Regions from separate parts of the Mus musculus genome. Here region 2 is linked to region 1. A link is a loop called in an ENCODE intact Hi-C map of the cell type or tissue named here. Cell type or tissue: heart. All regions are shown on one strand. Each heading gives the region's core, and the rest is flanking DNA. Links, peaks and the distances in the headings are about the cores only.

Region 1 (10,519 bases), core at 1,412-9,411:
CCTGCTTCTGACCCAAGATGGCCTCGTGACTAGACCTGTTTTTAAGGAAGCGCTGTCTGTTTTTAAGTATTCTTAAAAACGTTTTGGAAAGCACTTCAGATTTTACTGTTTACCATGAGCCATGGGTTTTTGTTTTTTCTAAATTGTCGGGTTGTGTGGGTTTTGGTTACTCGTTTTTGTTTTTTCAGGTTTTTTGGTTGTGGCTTTTCTTTTTTTTTCTTTTTTTGTGTGGTCGCCCCTGAAGTCTGGCGCCCCACCCCTCCTGAGATGGAATGGACTCGATTTGAGCAAGCCATGGCCCTCCAGCTCCCCAGCCCGGCTGCGGAGTTGCAGCAGGTCCTGCCCATCGGGCACATGTCTCAAGCCCATGGGGAGCATAGCAGTCCGGGAGGCTGTGGAAATGTTTATTTATATTGTCCTTTTTTACCGAAGACATGCATACTCCATCGATGTTGTATTCACAGTGGCTGAGGAATTCTTGTACGCAGTTTCTTTGGCTTCACGAAGCCGATTAAAAGACCGTGTGAAATGAATCTCGCTCTGACCATTTCCCTTTCATTGCCGACACTGAGCTGCGGCTCCGTGGCCAGCAGAGCAGCTAGGAAGGCAGGGCAGTGCGGGAGGCAACAAGCAGCCAAGTGGGGACGGGAGTGGGCAGTGCTGAGGGGCTGCAGGGCGGCAGAGGCCTCGCCCAGTACAGGGCCGGGTGCAGGCAGGGCCAGCGAGGCTGCCTAGCGGCTGCGCCCCGCCAGTTCCAGGCATTCTCTGCTAGCCTCCGAAGCCGCAGCCCTCGGGGGACAGACGCGAGCCACAGACCCTCCGAGACTCGCCCGCTGCTCCCCCGCTAGCTCTGCAGCTGGCCTGTGCCTCGAGGTAACACTTTCGCTCGCGCTCGTGTCGCATCCCTCCGGTTTATAGCTCACTTGGACAGAAACTTAGACTTGGGGTTGACATTTGCTTCCTGGAAGTCTGAGTCAAACTGGTGGTACCTCCCGCCAGTATAACGCGGCCGGCCAGAGCTACCGGGCGCCCTGCCTTTCTGGGCATGTTTTTGGTCCTTGCTTGACAGGCTTTAGACCTGCGCTGCTGCCTTTAGTTTTTGCCCAGAGTCCGTGAAGCTGTTGAGCAGGACAGAGCCCGGCTCTGCTCGAGGCGGGCTGCAAAAGGGCGCTGACGCCCTGGGCATGGCCACCTTGGGACGAACCACTTGGGCGCCGTGAGGGTGGGAGGTGGGAGGGCAGGCGCTGCAGGCCCACAGGGATGCCAAGAGTCACGCGCCTTTGTTTGGCAGGATGAAGGGGAGCCAACCTGAGCCATGGGAGGATGGCTGACTCTGGGTCCTAGAGGGTTCCACAGGATCTGGAGCCATAGACTGCACACAGTTTGCCCGGTGAGTGCCCGAGGTCAAGGCCTGGGGTCCTTGGACACTCCGGGTGCTCAGAGGGTTGAGGGATCCCCCACCCCTAGAAGCTGGACTGGACTTTCCCTGATTGATCTCTTCTCTTCTTTTCCAGGCAATTCCTGAGCTAGCACCTGGCTCGTGGGCGATGCAGGCTTCTGTGGAAAAGATAAAGAAGCTGGGCTGGCGTGGTCGCTGGGACAGAATGTTGTGGGGGCGGGGGGGGGGGGGTTGGGTTGCCTGAATAAAGGGCTGTGACCCAGAACCCCCGACTCTGTGGCTTGGGTCTGAGACGTGGCAGGGATAGGGGTGACTAGGGCGCAGCGGGTAAGAGTCTTAGTGTCCACCCATCTCCATAATAAGGCGCTAAGATGAACAACCCTAGGATTGCGCAGGGCATTGTGGGCGGGGCGGGGCTGTGTGCACTTCCGCCTCAGCTCCGGCATGGCACTACGCATGCTGCTGCTGCTGCTGCTCCTCTGGTGTAGCAACCCTGGTTCCGCTGAAAACTCCAGCCTGCCGGGCCCACCTTATAACCACACAAACGGGAGGCTCCCGGACAGGGACACGGGCTCCGCGGTGCTCCGCTTGTTCTACGTAATCACTGGGCTCTGCGGCCTGATCTCGCTTTACTTCCTCATCCGGGCTTTTAGGTGCGTTAGCGCGGCCAATCAGCATCTAGTGAGTCAGGGGGAGGAGGAAATGGGCGGGAGGGCACGTGATTCAGGCTGCCGACTGGGTTTTTTTGTTTGTTTGTTTTTTTTTTTTTTTTTGGTTTTTCGAGACAGGGTTTCTCTGTATAGCCCTGGCTGTCCTGGAACTCACTCTGTAGAGTAGACCAGGCTGGCCTCGAACTCAGAAATCCGCCTGCCTCTGCCTCCCAAGTGCTAGGATTAAAGGCGTGCGCTACCACCGCCCGGCCGACTGGTTCTTATTCTTGTCTCTTTAATTGTGATTTTAAGGCTGACGAGGTGGGCAGCGACCGCAGTATGGCCATCCTCCTAACTCAGCCTCTCTGGTGGTGTGGTGACAGGGGTGGGAAAAAACGTGCTGTACTGCAAAAACTGCAGAAATTCTTTCCTTGGCTGAGGCTCATAAAAGTTTTGCCTAACACCTGCAAAATGCTGTGTGCTGATACATGTCTGTCATCTCAACACTTGGAACTGGAGGCAGGATGATCAGAAGTTAAGGGTCAGCCTGTGTTGCAATACACTGAATCAAAGAAAAAAGAAACCAGCCTTTCATCTTCCATTTTTTTCTTAGCTGCTATGACAGTGCCTTGTGCTTTAATTAGGAAGCTGTGGCTGGCAATCCAACCCAATAGTATCCATGCCTCTACCTCCGTGGTTTTCACTATGCCAAGAGTTGCTCTTATAGTTTGGGTTTTGTTTTTTTGTTTTTGTTTTTTGGTTTTTTTTTCGAGACAGGGTTTCTCTGTATAGCCCTGGCTGTCCTGGAACTCACTTTGTAGACCAGGCTGGCCTTGAACTCAGAAATCCGCCTGCCTCTGCCTCCCGAGTGCTGGGATTAAAGGCGTGCGCCTCCACGCCTGGAGCACTTGTAGTTCTTATGACAAAGGATTCACATCTGGCAAGTGCTTTGGGGGTGGAGGGAAGCATTGCGTGGGTACCCTGGACTTGGTGTCACCCGTGCTGAAGTTGTTTCTGAGGGTGTTTCTGTCCTGCAGACTCAAGAAGTCACAGCGAAGGAGGTATGGGCTCCTGACCAACACGGAGGAGCATGAAGAGATGGCCTCTCAGGACAGCGAGGAAGAGACTGTCTTTGAAACCAGGAATCTGAGATGGTAGGAAGGACTTCATCACTGAGACAAACTAGCAAGGGACAATGTCTCTAAAAGGGCTCAGGGTCTATCTCAGAGCTAGAATCCCCCAGTGAGGGGCTGGGAGTGTGCCAAGAAGGTGGAGTGTCAATAGGGGTTTTGGAAGCTCTAATGGAAACAGATGTTGGAGGAAAGTGCCACACAGGGAATGTGGTACCACAGAGGGTAGAGCAGAACTGCAATGAGAACAAAGGTGGCTTCCTCAGGGTTCTGAGCAGAGTTGAGTGTCCTGTCCTGGTGATGGCTGCTATAGAGCCAAGACCACAATAGGCACTAGATCTGGCTTTCCAAGGGCCCTGGACACCAACTTTATCATCTTCTGTGGTCTCTTCTCCCTACCCTGGTGGACCTGCAAGGGACATCACCTTCTACAGGCTGGGCTGGGCTGGGTTGGAAGGAGGCCCAACCAGTCCCATCCTTCAATACCATATCTTGTCCTGTTCCTTCCCTTGCAGATGTTGAGATGGAGATGACAGGCTGCAAGGACAAGAGAAAACATGTAGTTCTGTGAGCTCTGATGTCAACCTTCCTGGACAGAGCCTGCACAGGCCCTAGGGGGCAGCATAGAGACCTCATTGAGACTAGCCCACAGACTGGAGGGCCCCAAGGCCAGGCTGATGTGGGCTGCTCCGTCAGCCTGCCTCCTGTAAGGGACAAGAGCATCCTCTGATAAGGTGTGATGGAGCAGGGGGCCTGAGGATCTCTGTGCGCCTTCCTGCTGCTTTGGCAACAATAAATGAAGAGTGGCTTTGTAGCTTATCTGAGACCTCCCCCTTGATGCCACACTCAGGTGTCCTGGTGAAGTGAATGAGGGTGTCATGCCTGGCTGCCCTGCCTAGGACAGGGCTCTCCTGTTCATGTCACTGTCCCTAGAGACTATTCTTTTTCTTTTTCTTTTTTTATAGTATAGAATAGAGTTTATTCGGGGCATGGGGAGGGGAGTTAAGAGGGTAGCAGAGGCAGAGAAAGGCAGAGAGAAGGAGAGAGTAGAGAAATGGGGCCTGGTCATGGCCATGTAGAGAGGGGGGGGAAGGGAATTAGGAGTAAGGGGGCAAGAGGCAAAAGAGAGGCAAGAGGGTAAGAGGGTAAGAGCGAGAGAGACTATTCCAAGGCTCCAGTTATGACACTCTGGCTCAGTGTATAGTCACTTACTGCAGTTTCTCAGGATCCTATGGGCTACAGCTCAGAATTAGCCAGTCACCTGCCTCTCTGGTGCTTAAATTTAGGGAAGAGGGATAGGGATGCTAAGTCACTTGCAGTTTGAGGTCTTAACCTCAGTTTTCCTCAGTGTTGAGTCCACACTGCTTGGTCATAACAACTAATTGCCACCAGGTGGCAGCCACATACCACCTAGCCTGCCTCCCAGCTCCCCCACCCCCGCCCCCGCCCCCAGTTACTCTGGGACCAGGTCTCCTCTATTGGTCCTCTTTCAGAACCCTCATAGTCGGAACTCCTTGTCCAGCTCCTGCCCTATAGGTGTCCAGACTTCTTCCACTTCCATACCCACTGATACTCCCACTGGTCTGAGCTGGGTCCCTGAGGCTGGCTGAGCCTACTTACTATGAGTGTTGGTGTCAGGCTGGGTGTGATGGAGAGCCAAGCCATAGCCCACCCTGTATGTCTCTATCTGCCCCCTTCAGTGGCTGGGTCTCTCCTCAGCCTGGGGTGCTCCCCGCAGGAAACCTCTGTTCTGCTTTCCCAACTTGTACCCAGGGGAATCCAGAGCTCCTGAGTCACAGGTCTGGGGTTCCTGTGCCCTGTTGGTCATTCCCCATCTTTGTGTTATGACTGCTGATATGGGCCTGGTTCTAGTCCCTGGAGCTGTGCCCCAGGCTCCTCAGCTCAGCCATTGCTGGAGCTTCAAAAGAGAGGGTGATTAGTCTAATGAGATCAGGAGAGACCCCAGCCCCCACCCCTGCTTCTGCTCCCAGGGAGGGTGGCCCCACCACCATCCGCAGTCACTGAACCCCAGCATTAGCAGGGGTAATTGGCAGTTCCATCAAGGTTAATGCACTATTAGCCAGTGCTCTTGCACAGCTGAAAGCTGGGAGAAGGGCCTGTCAGGCAAGATGGAAGGCCTTGGGCCCTGGCCAGCCTGTGAGTGCCCAAGGAGTGAGTGTGTGCCCCTGGGGTGAGGAGTGTGAGTGTGTGCACCTGGGGTGGCTCTCAGCACACACACAGCAGGGCCAGGGGCTTGAACTCAGAATGCTGTTGCCACCTGTACCCATCCTGAATCTGAGCCTTGGACTGGCAGAAAGGCTCAGCAGGTGAAGCCACATGCTGCCAAGCCGGAGTTTGATCCCTGGACCCACGTGGTTGAAGGAGAGAACAAACTCCTGTAAATTGCCTTCAGAGTGCCACACCACAATACAGGAAAAAAATAAACTGTCCCCCGAAGCATCATCCCCCCAATATGGGCAAACCAAGCCTCTTGGTGCTCCCCTCGCCCCCAAAGAGCTAGCTGTCAGCTGCTCCATTGGGGACATGGGGGCAAGTGCATGTCACAGACCAGTCACATCTTCTTTGGAAGTCAAGAGTTGACAGCTGCGACCCTACATGGATGGAGTTCCACAAAGGGAAGGCAGGCCAGGGTACTCTGAGTCCCTCTGTAGGGCTCAGGCTAGCCTCTCCCAACAGGGGCCTGGGTAGGCACAGCAGTCTGCTGGGACTTGGACAGTTCTAGTTGTGGGAAGATGGGTTTGGGATCAAAGCCTGACCTGTGCCTTGAGCTTGAGGGGAGGGGAAGATGATAGACAGGAGAGAATGAGAAGGGATGGGAGGGGGGATGAATGGTGGGAGGGTATAGAAAAGGGAGGAGGGAGTGCTTGCATTGAGAAGAGAAGAAGGCAAGAGGGAGGGAGGATTTCCTCTGAGGTTCTGTTTGCCAGTAATGCAAAGATTATTATTTCTTTGGGCTCCAGTGGGTGCCTATTGCTTGGGTTGGGCAAATATCTACCCTGTCCTTACTCTGCAGGTGGCAAGCTAGAAGGGGGGCACTTGTGGGATCCATAACCCACCCCCAACTCCCAACTGCCCAGCCCTGTCTCAGCTCAGGCGGGCAATTTGGTACAATTTATTCTGTAATGAGAAATTTCTCTCGGCATAATTTTAGCCTCCTGCCTGGCAATGTGGCCTTTGATGGCTGTAGAGTCACCAGACACTGAGATCAGGAGCCTGAGGCTTTGCCCTGTGTACCAGAGTGGCATGGGTGGGGCATGGGTGACCAACCAGGGTTGATGAGTGAAGCCTGGAGACAGGGTTGGCCCAGGGCCACTGAAGACCGTCAGTGTGGGTTTGAATCATAGGGTGAGCAATGGCCTGAGCACACAGCCCCAGCAGATGGTTGAAGGACCCAGATATCCCATAACAGATCTCACCTGATGGATCTGAAGCCACCTTTGACCCTGGTAACTCCTGACCTTCATTGATGCTTGTCTCCATGGTAGGCCCCTGACCTCTGACTATCTCCAAGGCAGGGTCTTATTTCCAGTGACCACTGGCCTCATGGTCTGAGGCAGGATGCCTGCGGAGGGCATGGGACTTCCTAGGCTCCCTGTCACTATGGTGGCCAGGCAGGGCTCCCTGGAACAAAAGGCCTTCTGAGGCCCTGCTCTCCCCTCATCTGTGTGTCCTCAGGAGCGACAGGCAGGCTTGGGAGGTAGAGTGGGGGACAGCCGCCTTTGTTCCTGTCCTCACTCTGGATCTGACCTTGAGACAACAGACAAGAACAGAAGGCAAAGCTTTCTGCTCAAATCCACTGGCGGCAGGCAGCTCTCAACTCGGTGGCCCCAGCATGCAAATGAGGCCTGGTGATGTGGCCTCCTTGCTAGGTGTCCTTGTGACTGGCCCTGGTGATTGAGAACCTAACAGATACAGTCTAGTAGATGAGACTACCCTCTTGGTTGCCCTCCCCATTGCAAAGGGGGTGCTCATGTCCCAGACAGGGCAGCTCCCCAACATTCACCTTTATGGGCAGAATGCTTAGACATGTGGCCCTGTGTCCTGTGGGTGCCACCAGGGCTTGACCTGGAAATCCCAGAATACCCTTGACAGCCAAGTTCAGGTCCCCAAGTAAAGCCGGGCCTACAAAGAGGAGAGACATATTTCAGTGGAGAGTGGGGACAGAGCACTTCCAGGTCTGGGTAAAGATTTCACATCTGTGCCCACCCAGTGTGTGTGTGTGTGTGTGTGTGTGTACACACAAGCACAAGTGAACACATGTTTATGTGTGTGGCATGTGGGGAACTTGTCACAGAAGGCCACATATCTAATTTCTACAGTGCCACCCTGGCCTTTTTGGTCCCAGGTAATAATAACACTGGCCAGCTTTAGCTTTTCCCAGTCCGCACACAGAAGGACATTTTAGAATCCAACTGCTCTGTGGTCCCCAACACCAAGCACAGGACCCAGCAAGTGAAAAACAAGCCAGCAAACCCATCTGGTTCACACAGCTCTGATCTAGGTGTTGTAGGGAAAGCCCTCCCTGAGCGAGCAAGCGAGCGAGTGTCCTTTCACCTGCCAGGAATTGGGGTGATTCCCAGAGTTCCTGAAGTGACTCCCAGAGGCCTCAAGGATGTACAGTCGAGGAGGATGGAAAGCTAGGAAAGGGTGACTTGGAACTTTAGTTCTTTTCTGCTGCGGTTTCATGTAGCCCAGGTTGGCCTAGAACCCTCTATGTAGCCGAGGATGACCTTGAATGTCTGATCCTTCTGCCTCAGCCTCCCGAATGCTGGGAGGGCAGGTGTGCACCACCACAACTGGCCTACGACTTCTTTGTTTTATCAGATCTGATCTGACACTGTAGCCTAGGATGGCCTGGAACTCGCGTCAATCCTCCTGCCTCAGCCTCCTAAGTACTGAGATGCCAGGCGCGGCGCAAACAAGCACTTCGCTACAACCTACCCAGGGTGGGGCCACAAAGCCCCCCCACCCCCGCACAAGCTCAGCGCTCTGGGGTCCCCTTCCCGATGCGGGAGGCTAGGGCGGGACCCTGGGGATCCGCGGCAGAGTCTGCGCGAGTCTGGCCGGGGCGGGGCCCGGGCAGAGGCTTGGAGGGTCCGGGGCGCGGCGGGAGGGGGCGCCCGCGACCCTCCAAGACGCTCCAGCGGGGACAAAGGCGAGGGGAGCCCCCGCGCCCGGGGAACCCGGGAGAGCGCCTTGCGCAGTGCACCGCTCGGGCCTCTGCCCCGCGCCGCCGTCGCCGCCGCCGCCGCCGCCGCCGCCGCCGCCTGGTTTCTCGGCGCCCGCGGTCTACGGCGGGGGCCGCGCGCAGAGGCGGGGCGGCAGATCTCCAAGCGCGCGCGGCGCTCCGCCCGCTCGGCGGCGGAGGCGGAGGCGGAGACGGCGGGGCCAGGCGGCGGCTGGAGAGCGAGGGAGCGAGCGCGGCGGCAGCACCGGGGCCATGGCGCCCGCGCAGCGCCCGCTGCTGCCGCTGCTGCTGCTGCTGCTGCCGCTGCGTGCGCGCAACGAGGACCCGGCCCGGGCCAACGCTGACCGATACGCAGTCTACTGGAACCGTAGCAACCCCAGGTGAGCTTGATTGGGGGAACCCCCGGGGACCCCAAGAGGCCCCAGCCCTGGGGATTGCAGCGCACGGACCTCCTCCTGAACTTCGGGGGTGCCTAGTATTCCCCCAAGAGCTCCTGGACTTTGGGGGAAGCCCTCTGCACCCTCAGACTCAGGAGTTCCTTCTCTGTACTTGCTTGGGGGACACCCTTGAACCCCTGGCCTCTTGGAGGAGGGAGCACCCTGGAGGGCTGAGGGTTTGGCAAATATCCCTGGGGACTTCCCTTCCACCCAAGGAATCCCCGGACTTGGCTCTTTTGAGAAGGTTCTGAGAGTCCTGTCTTTGGTTCTCCAGATGAACTTGGGGAAGTTACAAAATCCCCTTTCTACCCCTATGTTCACTCGTTCACTCCAAGGGGTGCTCCAATCCCCCAGACACTTTAGAGGAACAGAGGGGACCAGGCACCAAAGCGACGGAGGTCAGTTTGAGGGGTGCAGCCTAGGCTTATCGTTTTCCACCTTTGTAGCTGCGGGGGGAAACTGAGGTGCAGGAGCCAGGAGGGGCTGCCTCAAGGTCATGCCCAGAGAACTGGTGCTAGGGCTGGAGACCCTGGTGGTACCCAGCCTGCCACACCCAGCAAGGCACCGGGTCCTGCCTGTCTGTTTGGTGGCACCCCATGGGTCAGACCCTGCCAGGCACTGGGTACAGTCAGGGGACACAGCAGAAGCCACTGTTACAGGCTGAGTAAAAAGTTTACAGCCACTGACCACATTCTGGAAAGCATAGAACCTTCCGGGTCAGAAGGGTCTCAGAAGTGGGGGCATGCTGGAGGGTGTCTTGGGAGATAGGCTTTGGGGTTCCAAGGCTTGGGTGCAGTATAGATCGAGAGTCCCCATGTGTCCGAGGCTGGCCAGTGAGGAACTTAGTTGATGGATCAGCCAAGCTGCCCTCTTGATCCATCAACAGAAAGTTGCAAAAAAAAGGTGGTCTTTGAGGCAAGCTGTGGCACAAGGGCCAACAGTGTCTCTCGGTGGGAGTGGGAGCTCTCTGTCCCCTACCATCAAGGCAGAGCTGTGAGGTCAGCTCCTTTGGGCTGAGGGCAGGGACCCCAGGTCCTCTCAGCAACCTGGCAGGACCATCGCTCAGTGGGCCCCCTACCCCCACGGCCCGCCAGCTACACTGGTCACATGTGGGTTTGATTAACACTCAGTGGCCGTGCAGGGAGCAGGGTGAGACTTCCTTGGCCTAAGTTTTCTAGTTTTAGCTTGTGGAGTCTCTGTCCCCAGTATGGCCTGTCCTTTGTCTGGAAAAAGCACAGAGGATGGAGGGAGGGGGTATGGAGAAGAAGGAAAAGGGTCATGGCTGCCCCTAATGGCCTTACTTGCCGTGGAGACACGGTCATGGGGCTGCAGGCTGGAACCCTGACTCTGGAAGGATGGAGGTGTCCCCTGCCACCACCAGGGTCCAGCTCAGGCTTGCCACCTCCTGTTGCTGTGTATCAGGGCAGGCTGCCTGAGAGGACAGACAGCTAGGCAGGTAGCAGAGCCAACCCCTAAGGTTGTATGTGTGTGTGTGTGTGTGTGTGTGTGTGTGTGTGTGTGTGTGTGTGTATGTGTGTGTGTTTGGAGGGCTCCTAGGTCCTTGTCTCTTCCTTGGGTTTCTTTCTGTTGTTGACCCTGCTGAGCACCCGACAGTGGGGCCTGAGGACAGATGACCACCATACCCCAGCTTTACCCATGACATTGTCATTGGCACAGCACATGGTGGGGTGTGT
Region 2 (10,519 bases), core at 1,715-9,714, 150 kb after region 1:
GGACTCAGAGTAGAGCAGCAGAGATGTCTGGGCTGTGGTACCAGCATGCAAGGGCCATCTTTCTCCCAGCCACCTCCTCCCATCCTGCCAGCCTTGGGGGCCCAGCAGCCACATTTGCCTTCTTCACCCCAGACAGTGGGGGACACAGGACACAGTGTGACATCCAGCCCAGGGTAGGCAAGAGCTGACGAGCCCTTAGATTCAGAGCAGGAGGGGTCTGCTAGCCGCCAGGCTGCCGATGGCTGCTAGCGCTCTGAGCTGGACACCAGTGGTCTACCGGAGACTAACCACTGGGTGCTTGACCAGGGCATCATGCCTACCAGTTACCTCACTGTGTGTGTGTGTGTGTCTGTCGCTGTCCCTGGCCAATGTCACCCCTTGCTCATACCTGGTCAGTGTGTCCTCTGCTGCCATACCGTCTCCCGCCCTGTTCTACTACAGTGTTACACTTCTGTACATACTGACCCCCGACCCCCCACGCAGACCCCCGAGTGGACACCCTGCCTGGCTTCTGATTCTTGTTCATATCTTTAATAAAGCGAGCCACTCCATCGATCTGTAGCTTCATCTTTATCACTGGCTCTGGGGGGGGGGGGTCGTTCCAAGACCTTCTTCTACAGCTCTGTTCAACCCCAGAAGGTGTTTCTGAGCTCCCCACTGACTCGACAGCGTGTCACATCCCCACATGCTGGAGCCGAGGTTGACTGAGGTTCAGCCAAGCTGTACCTGGCCATCAGCCACTGGTCATTTGTGGTGGAGGTGTCATGGTGGAGGTGGGGACCAGGAGTCCAAGCTGCACTGGTCAGGGCAAGTTGGACCCCGTGACCGCCAGGAATGTGGAGTGTCAGGAATGATGTAGCCACAAGCTAAGGCCACTTCTGACAAAACAGTTCCAGCCAGCTTGGGACCCAAGGAGGCAGGTGTGGTAGCTAGCGCCTGAGCTGCCAAGGGGTGGCAGGGGGCTTGGGTACCCAGTGATCTAGCCTGGCTTAAGGGAGAACTGTGTTCAGGCATCAAACATCTTTAATCTTCCAGAACTAAAGTCCAGCCACCCCAAGAGTGGTGGGTCTTCTGCAAGAAGGCAAACTAAACCCCAGATCCAGAAGGGGCAACATTCACCACACACAGGGACCTGGCCTTTGAGTTCCTCTTGGACCCCTGGGCTCCCCAGAATGGAAACTCCCTTGATGAGTCTCCCCGGCCCCAGGGAGAACTGAGAAGGCAGTGTAGCCCTAGAGGGCCTGAGCCAGGCTCTATGAAGCGTGCAGCTAGCCCATTCTCTCAACCAAGATGCCAGTGGCTGGCCTGCTGTGGATGCTGGGGATGAAGACCTTCACTGCCCAGGGTGACATGGGACAGAAGAGCACACCGGTCACTATGGGGCAGACTGGCTTTGAGCCCCGACCTGCAATCAAGTCCTTGATGCAATTTAGGCCAGTGTCCCCATAATGAGGAGGTGGCCATGTCCCTAAGTCCCATCATGAATTAGAGGCCATTAAGGATGGAAGAGGGAACAAAGCTGCTAGCTGGCAAGGTGGGCCACTGGGTCTCCCCGGGCCAGGGTTGGGACAGCAAATGTTGACCCAGAGCCTCTGGTTGCTAGGTGCCCAGGCCTGGACCAAGGACATCAGGTGTAACTTCGGCTCTAGGAGGTGGCTGAAGTCACCTGGCTGATATCCTGTTCCAGCCGCTGACCAGCTTGCCGAAGGCCATCGAACTTCTGTCTCAGAGCTTCCCCCGCCTGCCGCAGCCTCTCATTCATAGCCACGTAGGCCCGGCTCTGTTGGTAGATCTGCTCCTGCTGGATCTCAGAGTCCTCAGCCCTTGGGGATGGGTCTGGGGGGTCTGAAGAGAAGAAACAGTGTCACCATCCCCAGGCCTGACATCCACCAACCCAGAGGCAAGAGGATCAGTGGTTCAAGGTCATCCTTGGCTACATGGTGAGTTCGAGGCCAGCCTGGGCTATATAGGCCTATTAGGCACTAGAAAACAAGACTCAGTTTCAGGTTTTGGTGTCATGGAGAGGACAGGACACCTCCAGCCACCCTGGCCTGCCGTTCTACCCAGGACTGCCTGGATTCCTGGATCCTAGGCCAGGAGTCGCAGATATGGCCCCTGCAAGTACTCTGGCCCCCCATTAATTTGTAGGAGCAGCTGGCCACGCCCCTCTGAGACAAGGTCTTGAACTCACAGCAATCCTCTTGCCCTAGACCCGGGTTGGCAGCACTTTCAACTTTTTTTTGTTTTTGTTTTTCGAGACAAGGTTTCTCTGTGTAGCCCTGGCTGTCCTGGAACTCAGTCTGTAGACCAGGCTGGCCTCGAACTCAAAAATCCGCCTGCCTCTGCCTCCCAAGAGTTCGGAGCACTTTCAATTTTATTTCTGATGATCTTTCTTTGCAGGGGAAGAGAAGGGCAGGGACAAAAAAGATTCGTCCCTGCAGTCGGTTTGCTCCCCACTCGGGAGTCTCACGTTCTCCTACCTTCCGGGGCCAGGGCAGTGAAAACAGGATCTTGAGCGGGTGCCCCTCGCACGTCCTCCAGGATCTGCTCCACCGTGGGAGGCGCGGGGCGAGTGGGCAGTACCACGCGTTTCTTCGCCTTGGAGTTCATCTTGTAGGTGGAGCGCGCGCTAACTGGGGGTCCACTTTCGGCTCGGCCCGCCCACCTCGCGAACTCCTACGCACCCCTTACAGACCTGCGCCGAGGTCCCTACCCCGTCTCGCTTTCCCTCCTCCCGGAACCTCGGAGTTTGGCTCGATCTCCGCGCCAGTTTGCTCTTGGAACACCCCGCTGCCTATCTTCGTTCCAAGAACCTAGGCGGCCGCCACCGCTTCCGCTTCCTGCTTGAACGCCACTACGTTCCGGCACTTCCGGTCCACTCCAGCGCCACGCCTCGCGAAACCCCTCCCCCGTCTTAAAGAGCCCTAAGCCTAGATGCTCCTAGTTGCTATCCAGTAAGATCAGAAGGAACTCTGCCCTCCTTCACCGCGTGTGGTGGGAGGAAAGGGGTGAACGTGATTTCGAGAGTAATCAGTGTACAACCATTGCCAGGTACACAGTGGGCGCTCAATAAATGCTGGATGGAACCTAGCCACAGGCTTTGCTTCCTTGTGGTAGACCTTTAACTCAGTACTTTAATCTCAGTACTGTGAGGCAGAGGCAGGCAGACCTCTGTGAGTTCAAGATCATCTTGGTCAATATGGGGAATCCCAGAACAGCCAGGACTACACAGTGAGACCCTGTCTCAAAAGAGCAGTGGGAAAGCCGGGCAGTGGTGGCGCACGCCTTTAATCCCAGCACTCGGGAGGCAGAGGCAGGTAGATTTTTGAGGCCAGCCTGGTCTACAAAGTGAGTTCCAGGACAGCCAGGGCTAAACAGAGAAATCCTGTCTCGAAAAACCAAAAAAAAAAAAAAAAAAAAAAAAAAACCAGTGGGGGATGGGGGAGCGAGCTAGCTTCCTGTTCATGGCTGTATGGTAATTCAGCACTTGGCAGATCTGGGCTCAGAGCAGTCTTCCTCTGTGGGTCCTTATTCCTCCAGGGGCCCACCCTACCCTCAAGGACACCATAAACTCGACATCTTCTGTTTAACTTTTATTTGGCAACTATGAGGTTAGACATGGGGCTATGGATGGCTTGGAGACAGGGAAGGGGCAGATGATTGGTGGCTGTGGTCTGACCTCTTGCCCACTGTACCTGCTCCAAAATGAGTAAGGACACATCTCTTCCACTGGGAGCAGCTGAGGCTGAGCGGTGGGCTGTCACCTGACCCATGCAGCTGCTCTGCCCTGGCCTTCTGGGGCAGGCTTCTCTTCCAGCCTGAGAGCAGGACCTTGGGGTACCGGCCTTCTGTCCTGACAGCCAGGCATCTCTGGCTCTCCAGCCTCCAGGGATCTGTGCATGCATGGTTTTGGGCACTGGGGTATCTAGCCTGGGGCAGGTGGGCCTTCCTCAAGCCGAGGGGCCTCCCAAAGGCCCTGGCCAGCAGAGCCAGCACCATGGCCCAAGACTGGTAGCTGGGGGGCCACCAGAGGTGGCAAGCCTTGGAGGGGCTCTGGAGCTCTCCCAACACAAGGGACAGGGGACAGGCAGTGTAGTCGCTGCTCAGGCTGCTGCAGCAGGTGTAACAGGAGGGTGACAGCTGGCCTGTCCTTCGGTCACTGGCTGCTGTGGGTGGCTGTAGAGCCACCACCACTGCTGGCTGGAGATGAGGCAGAGTCCTGCCAGGATGGAGAGGGGACTGTGACTTTCTGCATAGGGACAACATGGAAACAGAAGGAGTGAGGCTGCAGCTGGTGGGTGCAGCCGGTGCCCACCTGCCCATTCCGGGCCGCTGCGCCTCCTCACCCAACAAGTGACCATGCGCTGCGGCCACTCACCCTGGCACAGCCCCTCTGTGTCCCTCTGCACACATGCGCGCGCGCGGCTGGTCACCTGGGGGGCCTGGGGCCGTGCTGTCATGTCCTCGGCCGTCCCATACAGCAGCAGGGTGTAGTAGTACAGAGTTCCTGGGCGGGGGTCGCAGTGGGCACCAAGGGGGACACCTGTCATTGGCCTGCCGGGCTCTGTAGCCAGCCTCACTGTCTCCCAAGCAGGGCCCCGTAGCAACTGTACCTACTATGTGCTAGTGGCCACACCACCTCACATCTCCCAGGTAGGTGGCACCTGGTTTGCACTGGTCAGACCATCCCCACAGTTGCTACACATCTACTGTGTGCCAGTGGCCAGACCCACTTCTCTTAGGTGACTGCACCTACTGTGTGCCACTGTGCTCAGAGTGCCCCGCTCCTTTAAGTTACCTTAAACCTAATTTACAAACCCTCACTTTCCCCACAGGTCAGATTCTCCTCACTCCCTCACACTCCCCCCATAGCTGTACACCTACTATTGCCCGTCTACTGTGTACTAGAAAGGCATGGTTTCTCCAAGAAAACCCCTAGGATCCTCTATGGCTGAGGGTCAACCAAGGCAGGGTCCCCAGCTCCAAAGCTCGCAGCCCACAGCCACAGCCAATTCTCTCACCTGTGTTAAAATAGTAGCCCTTATTCTCCAGGCCCAGGGTCCACAGGCCCTGCGGGTCCTCATCCCAGTAGTGAGTGGACATGAAGATCCAGTTGTTGTAGCCTTGGCCGCTGATATCCAACGGTCTGTGGCCAGTGGGTGGCACAGGAGAGACAGGGCTCGTGGCGTCTCACACAAGTCTTCTGAGTCCCACCCAGATAGGGTCCCATCTGGGAAGGCTAGGGAGGGCACCGCTGGCTCTCAGGACCCTTTGAGATGTCTCACACCTGATGGCCACGAGCGTGGAGCGCGTGCCCATGGGGCTGGTGAGGAAGATCTCCAGGTCCCCGCGGCGGCTGTAGGAGAGCGAAAGCTGGACCTGCACGTGCTCGAGCGAGCGGATGAGGCGGCGGCGCGAGCCATCTGAGCACGCGGTCACGTTCTTCGGCACCAGCATCCGAGGCAGGATGGGGCTGGTGGGGTGAGGGCGGTCCTGTGGGTCTGCTGCGGGCCAGGTAGAGCCCAGAGGCGGGTTTGGGGGGGGGCGGGCAGTGTCTAAGGGCCTGAGGGCACTCTTTCCTCGGATGGGTAAACTGAGGTTTCGGGGCATTCTGCCTACCTTGGACTAGGATGGGGAGGTAGTGGAGAAGGGGGAGCTACAACAAAGCGCAAGGTGGAGACCTGGACAGAATCGCCCGCGTAGGCGTGGAGTCTGGACCGCGGGGCCTCCCTCCAGTGGAAGGGGCGGGGCCTCCCTCCAGTGGGCGGGGGCTCTCTCACGTGGGGGTGTGCACCACCCGAATGGCACATTTCTTCTGAGGCTTAGTGGGCAGCCACACGCGAGCCAGGTCCACCAGCAACCCCGCGTCCAGCAGCCCATAGCCATAATGGTGGCTCACTGCGCGGGAGGGGTAGCGGTCACTGGCCCTGAGTGCACCACACCCGCTTCCCCTGCCTGGCCCCACCGCACCTTGGCGCCCCACGCCGTTGATCCTCCAGTCCTCCGCCTGCAGCTGCGCCGGCCTGGACGCGCGGACCACCAGGTGCTGTAGGTCCCTCCAGGTCAGGAGCGGGCTGGGGGGGGCGAGGGCGGGTGAGCGGGGAGCCGCCCCTGGGGGCGGGGCGGTGGGCGGAGCCCCACTGTCACCTACTTGGCCTCCAGGGCCAGGGCGATCATGCCAGCAGCCAGCGGGGCAGATGCCGAGGTGCCCGTGTGCTTGTCGGTGCACTGGTGGTGCAGGTCCGTGGTGACCTGGGACAGACAGCAGAGGGACCTTGAGCTCAGTGCGCAGCCCAGATGGAGAAATTGTATAGAAGGTACTAGGGACTAAGTTTTCAGAGTGAACATCAGACTAAGTGAACATTCAGAAAAGCTGAAGAAACACATGGAGGACTGAGTCCAAAAGGTACTGAAAGGGCCTGGTGATACAGGCATTTAATTCCAGGACTCACTGGGGCAGAGGTTGGAGAAGCTGTGACCTCTAGCCTAGATTGGTCTACACTGTGAGTGTCTGGCTCAAATAAAGAATACTAATGACCGGGGCTGGTGAGATGGCTCAGTGGGTAAGAGCACCCGACTGCTCTTCCGAAGGTCCAGAGTTCAAATCCCAGCAACCACATGGTGGCTCACAACCATCTGTAATGAGATCTGACTCCCTCTTCTGGAATGTCTGAAGACAGCTACAGTGTACTTACATATAATAAATAAATAAATCTTTAAAAAAAAAAAAAAAGAATACTAATGACCAAGTTTAGCAAGTACTGAGGACTAAGTTCATCAGTTACTAAGGGTCTGCTAAGGACTAAGCTCCAAAACCACTGAGCACTGAGTTCAAAATGTTACATAGCCCTACATCTAAAACGTGCCAAGCCTCAAAGGTTGGTGAAGTAGGGACGGGGGGGGGGGGTGGGGGGGGCAGAGGCCACACAGTCAATGGCCCAATGATGGGGAACCTCAGAGTCAGCCCGTACAAAGGGAATGTTCTTCAGAGAGCCTCCATGTGGCAGGGGCACAAATAGACCAGGCACTGGCACAGATCTTGCCCGAGGGGGGTGGCCGGGCAGAAGGGGCAGGGCCTGTGTGGCCAGGTCTTGTGGAGTGGGACTTGCTTGGGGACTGGGATCTGGAGGGATGTGGCCACTGCCTGGGGGTGAAGCCTGGGGTGGTGGGGTCTAGGTGAAGACCCCCTGCAGGCGGGGCCTGTGGTGTGGGCTTGGCTGTATGCTCACGATCTGTGGGTCGGTGACCACACCGCTGCTGAAGGTGGTGGTAAACGTGGAGGCACAGGCCTCGCTGTACCAGGGCACTCGACCCTGCCGCGTGGTGCTGCCCACTGACAGTGTGTGGATGCTGTTGGTGTAGCCGTCACAATTGCAGTTGTCGTAATGGAGGCCACCGTTTCCCGAGGCCCAGATGAACAGTGTACCCAGCCCTTGGCGGCCCTGGGTGGAGTGTGACCCGAGAGAACAGAGTCAGTCCTCCAACCCCAGGGGACCCTCCCCCTCCGCCCAGGGTGTGGTTCCTGGTCACCTTGGTTACACCACGCCTGAAGGCCTCCTGTGTGAGGAGGCCAGGTCCGTCCACCGTGCGACCATCATCCTCCGGGCCCCAGCTGGCGCTATAGATGTGTATGTGTTGCGGCTGCAGGCTGAGGGACTGAGCCTCCACGATGTCAGTGATGGCTCCATCCAACATGCGCACGCCTGCGCGGGTGGGCGTGGGCCTTGCGCCAGCACCAACTCTGGTTGCCCTACCAGATCACCTCCTTGCCACCCTCAGTCTAGGGCCTGGCACTGCTCAGCCATCAGGGATGGGAACGGAGGTCCCTGCACTAGCCAAGCTTAACCTGACACCCCACCCCCAGCCTTCACCCCTGGTACCTCCAATTCTAGCATTGAAGGCCACACCGGCACCACAGAAACCGTTGTTAGCTGTGGCAGACACCTCCCCAGCACAGCGCGTTCCATGTCTGATTCCAGAGCAAGGAGGAGAACAGACATTTGTCCCATCCCACCTTGGCATTCATTTTTGCAGGCCCCAGGAACACCCGGAACACAGCATCTAGCTCACCGGTTCTCATCGTTGGGTGTGTAGCGAGGCTGGGGGTCTGGGTCATAGTCGTTGAAGTCATAGCTGGCCAGAGGGTCCTGCAGGGCAGGTAGGGGAAGAAAGATGATAGTGAGGTGAGGTGAGGCCATCTGTCCATCGGGGGACCTGCCCTGCTGCTCTGATCCCTAGACAACTCACATAATTAGCCCAGAGGTCCGGGTGGTCTTTCTCAATGCCATCGTCCAAGATGGAAATCACCACTCCCCGGCCGGTCAGTCCCTGGTTCCAAGCCTTTAGGATGTTGAGATCTTGTTGTATCTCCTTGTTCTAGGAGAGGCAGGGAGGGACCTGGGGTCAGAGGGGCTCAGGATGGTCCCCTTGTCCACTCCACCCAGCCCAAGTGCTCACCATGTACCACTGCTTGGAAAACCAGGGGTCTGTGGGCACCACCAGGGAGCGTTTCACCCGGCGCCTCAAAGTCTGCTGCTCAAACCAGCGCACCTGCAGGGTGCACAGGGGCTGAACCAGCTACCGCAGGGGTGTGGCCCCGCAGCCAGGAGGGCTGAAGACCTGCTTGGACACACTGCTAAACTAACAGGCATGTCGGTGGGAGCTGCTCTTTGGGTCCCCCATGATCCTCAAAGCTGTGGGGTTTTTGTTTGTTTGTTTGCTTTTTGTTTTGTTTTGTTTTGTTTTGTTTTGTTTTTTCGAGACAAGGCTTCTCTGTATAGCCCTGGCTGTCCTGGAACTCACTTTGTAGACCAGGCTGGCCTCGAACTCAGAAATCTGCCTGCCTCTACCTCCCAAGTGCTGGGATTAAAGGCGTGTGCCACCACGGCTTAAAGCTGTGTTTTCAGACACAGCCTGATGATTCATGATTGGAGCTGCTGGGAGCGAATGCAGCTCTCCTGCCCCACGCATTTCTCCTCCCGGTTCCTAGGTCCTTCTCACCAAGTCCTGCTGGCACCAAGTCCTGCTGGCTCCCTCCTGCAGTGTGATTATTATTATTTTTTTTCTTTTCTTTTGAGACAAGGTCTCACTGTGTAGTTCTTGCTGGCCTGGGGCTCACTATGGAGATGAAGCTGGCCTTGAACTCAGAGATTCACCTGCCTCTTCCCCTGGAGTGCTGGGGTCCAAAGTGGTACAGCACTTCAAAAAAGCCACCGCTTCTGAAACTCTAGGTCAGGACACCCCTGGCTCATGTCACACTACTTCCACGACCTCCTGTAGCTACTCTGTCTCTCTGTCTGTCCCCCTCCTGTGTCCTTAATACATGCACCATGGCATATATGTGGAGGTCAACTCATGGGCCTACAGAGATGCTTCAGGGCTTAAGAGCACTGACTGCTCTCACAGCGGACCCAGGTTCAGTTCCCTGTATCCACATGGTGGCTTGCTGCAGGCACCTGGAACAAGTTCCAACTAGATCCCATGCCCACTTCTGGGCTCCCTGGGCACCTGCATATATGTGGTACAGACAAGCAGGCAGAGCGCTGATCCACATTAGTAAAAACAAATATAAGGAAGAAAATTCTAAATCTTTTAAAAAGTAACAGTGGAACCCGGCATGGTGGCGCACGCCTTTAATCCCAGCACTCGGGAGGCAGAGGCAGGCAGATTTCTGAGTTCGAGGCCAGACTGGTCTACAGAGTGAGTTCCAGGACAGCCAGGGCTATACAGAGAAACCCTGTTTCAAAGGAGGTGGCAGTGACTTCTTTAATCCCAGCACTCAGGAGGCAGAGGCAGGCTGCTCTGAGTTCCCAGGACAGCCAGGGCTACACAGCAAAACCTTAGCTCGAAAATTAAACAACAACAAAGTAACTGTGGGAGTCAGTGTTCTCCTTCTACTTGGATCTGGGGATTGAGCTCAGCTAGGTTGGGCAGCTAGCACCTTTGCCCTCTGAGCCATCTCATTGTCTATTTCTCTGTTTTCAGAGATGAGGTCTCATGTAGTCCAGGCTAGCCTCAAACTCTATGTAACTGAGGATAACTTTGAATTCCTGATCCTCCTGCCTCCACTTCTCCATGTGCATGACTGGAGTGTGCTACCATGCCTGGGTGGTGCTGGGATGGAACACAGAACTTCCGTCCCACCATCCACTCTACCCACTGAACCTTTTAGCTCCTATCCCCTCCGTTTTCGTCCAACATCACCACACCTACTGCCCAGCTGGCCTACAGCAGTCAGCCTGCTCCTCTCAAAGCTACAACTAGGAAGGCAGGAAAAAGTCTTGTCTTCTACCCCAGGGCCTTTCCATGTGCTGTTTATCAGCCCAAAGCATCTCCTGTGCCCTTCTCCTTACACCCCATCTTAGTCTCTCTCAGGAGCCATGTTCTTCTGGGTGACCATCTCTGTCCATCTATCCACTTCTATTTATCTTCATTCTCTTCCTTCAGAGGCTTGGCTTCTAAAGACACTGAGTCCCTGTGGTGGTTTGAATGAGAATGGCCCCTACCTTTTATACTTGGC

The links. Peaks named below come from ENCODE experiments on the same cell type or tissue, not always from the same donor. Only the 100,000 strongest peaks of a DNase experiment are listed, where the experiment ranks them.
Region 2: it touches region 1 in a loop (2.3-fold over the local background); 1 of 42 quality-filtered maps calls a loop at or near these places.

What each region holds. Positions count from the first base shown.
Region 1 is chr10:80,171,123-80,181,641 of GRCm38, forward strand. Fam174c (family with sequence similarity 174, member C) reads left to right here and starts at 1,822. Exons shown (of 3, transcript NM_027207.2): 1 at 1,822-2,052; 2 at 3,087-3,203; 3 at 3,695-3,997. The coding sequence starts at 1,844. The coding sequence ends at 3,695. It overlaps Efna2 (ephrin A2), which reads left to right and starts at 8,360. Exons shown (of 4, transcript NM_007909.3): 1 at 8,360-8,768. The coding sequence starts at 8,641. Cirbp (cold inducible RNA binding protein) reads left to right here. Exons shown (of 7, transcript NM_007705.3): 7 at 1-533. In heart, for the core only: CTCF peaks have their summits at 3,798 and 4,558 (motif pointing right); DNase peaks (open chromatin) are centred at 2,049, 2,429, 3,769, 4,789 and 8 weaker places; H3K4me3 peaks cover 4,456 bases; H3K27ac peaks cover 4,159 bases; H3K27me3 peaks cover 242 bases.
Region 2 is chr10:80,317,703-80,328,221 of GRCm38, forward strand. 2310011J03Rik (RIKEN cDNA 2310011J03 gene) reads right to left here and starts at 2,846. Exons shown (of 2, transcript NM_025521.3): 1 at 2,481-2,846; 2 at 553-1,845. The coding sequence starts at 2,610. The coding sequence ends at 1,646. Pcsk4 (proprotein convertase subtilisin/kexin type 4) reads right to left here. Exons shown (of 15, transcript NM_008793.2): 3 at 8,458-8,550; 4 at 8,248-8,376; 5 at 8,071-8,147; 6 at 7,881-7,969; 7 at 7,531-7,703; 8 at 7,230-7,442; 9 at 6,152-6,252; 10 at 5,971-6,074; 11 at 5,781-5,898; 12 at 5,288-5,473; 13 at 5,022-5,146; 14 at 4,379-4,507; 15 at 3,581-4,249. The coding sequence ends at 4,104. It overlaps Apc2 (APC regulator of WNT signaling pathway 2), which reads left to right. Exons shown (of 15, transcript NM_001372241.1): 15 at 1-555. In heart, for the core only: CTCF peaks have their summits at 5,158 (motif pointing right) and 6,227; DNase peaks (open chromatin) are centred at 2,859, 5,329, 5,959, 6,099 and 3 weaker places; H3K4me3 peaks cover 4,187 bases; H3K27ac peaks cover 3,601 bases; H3K27me3 peaks cover 2,462 bases.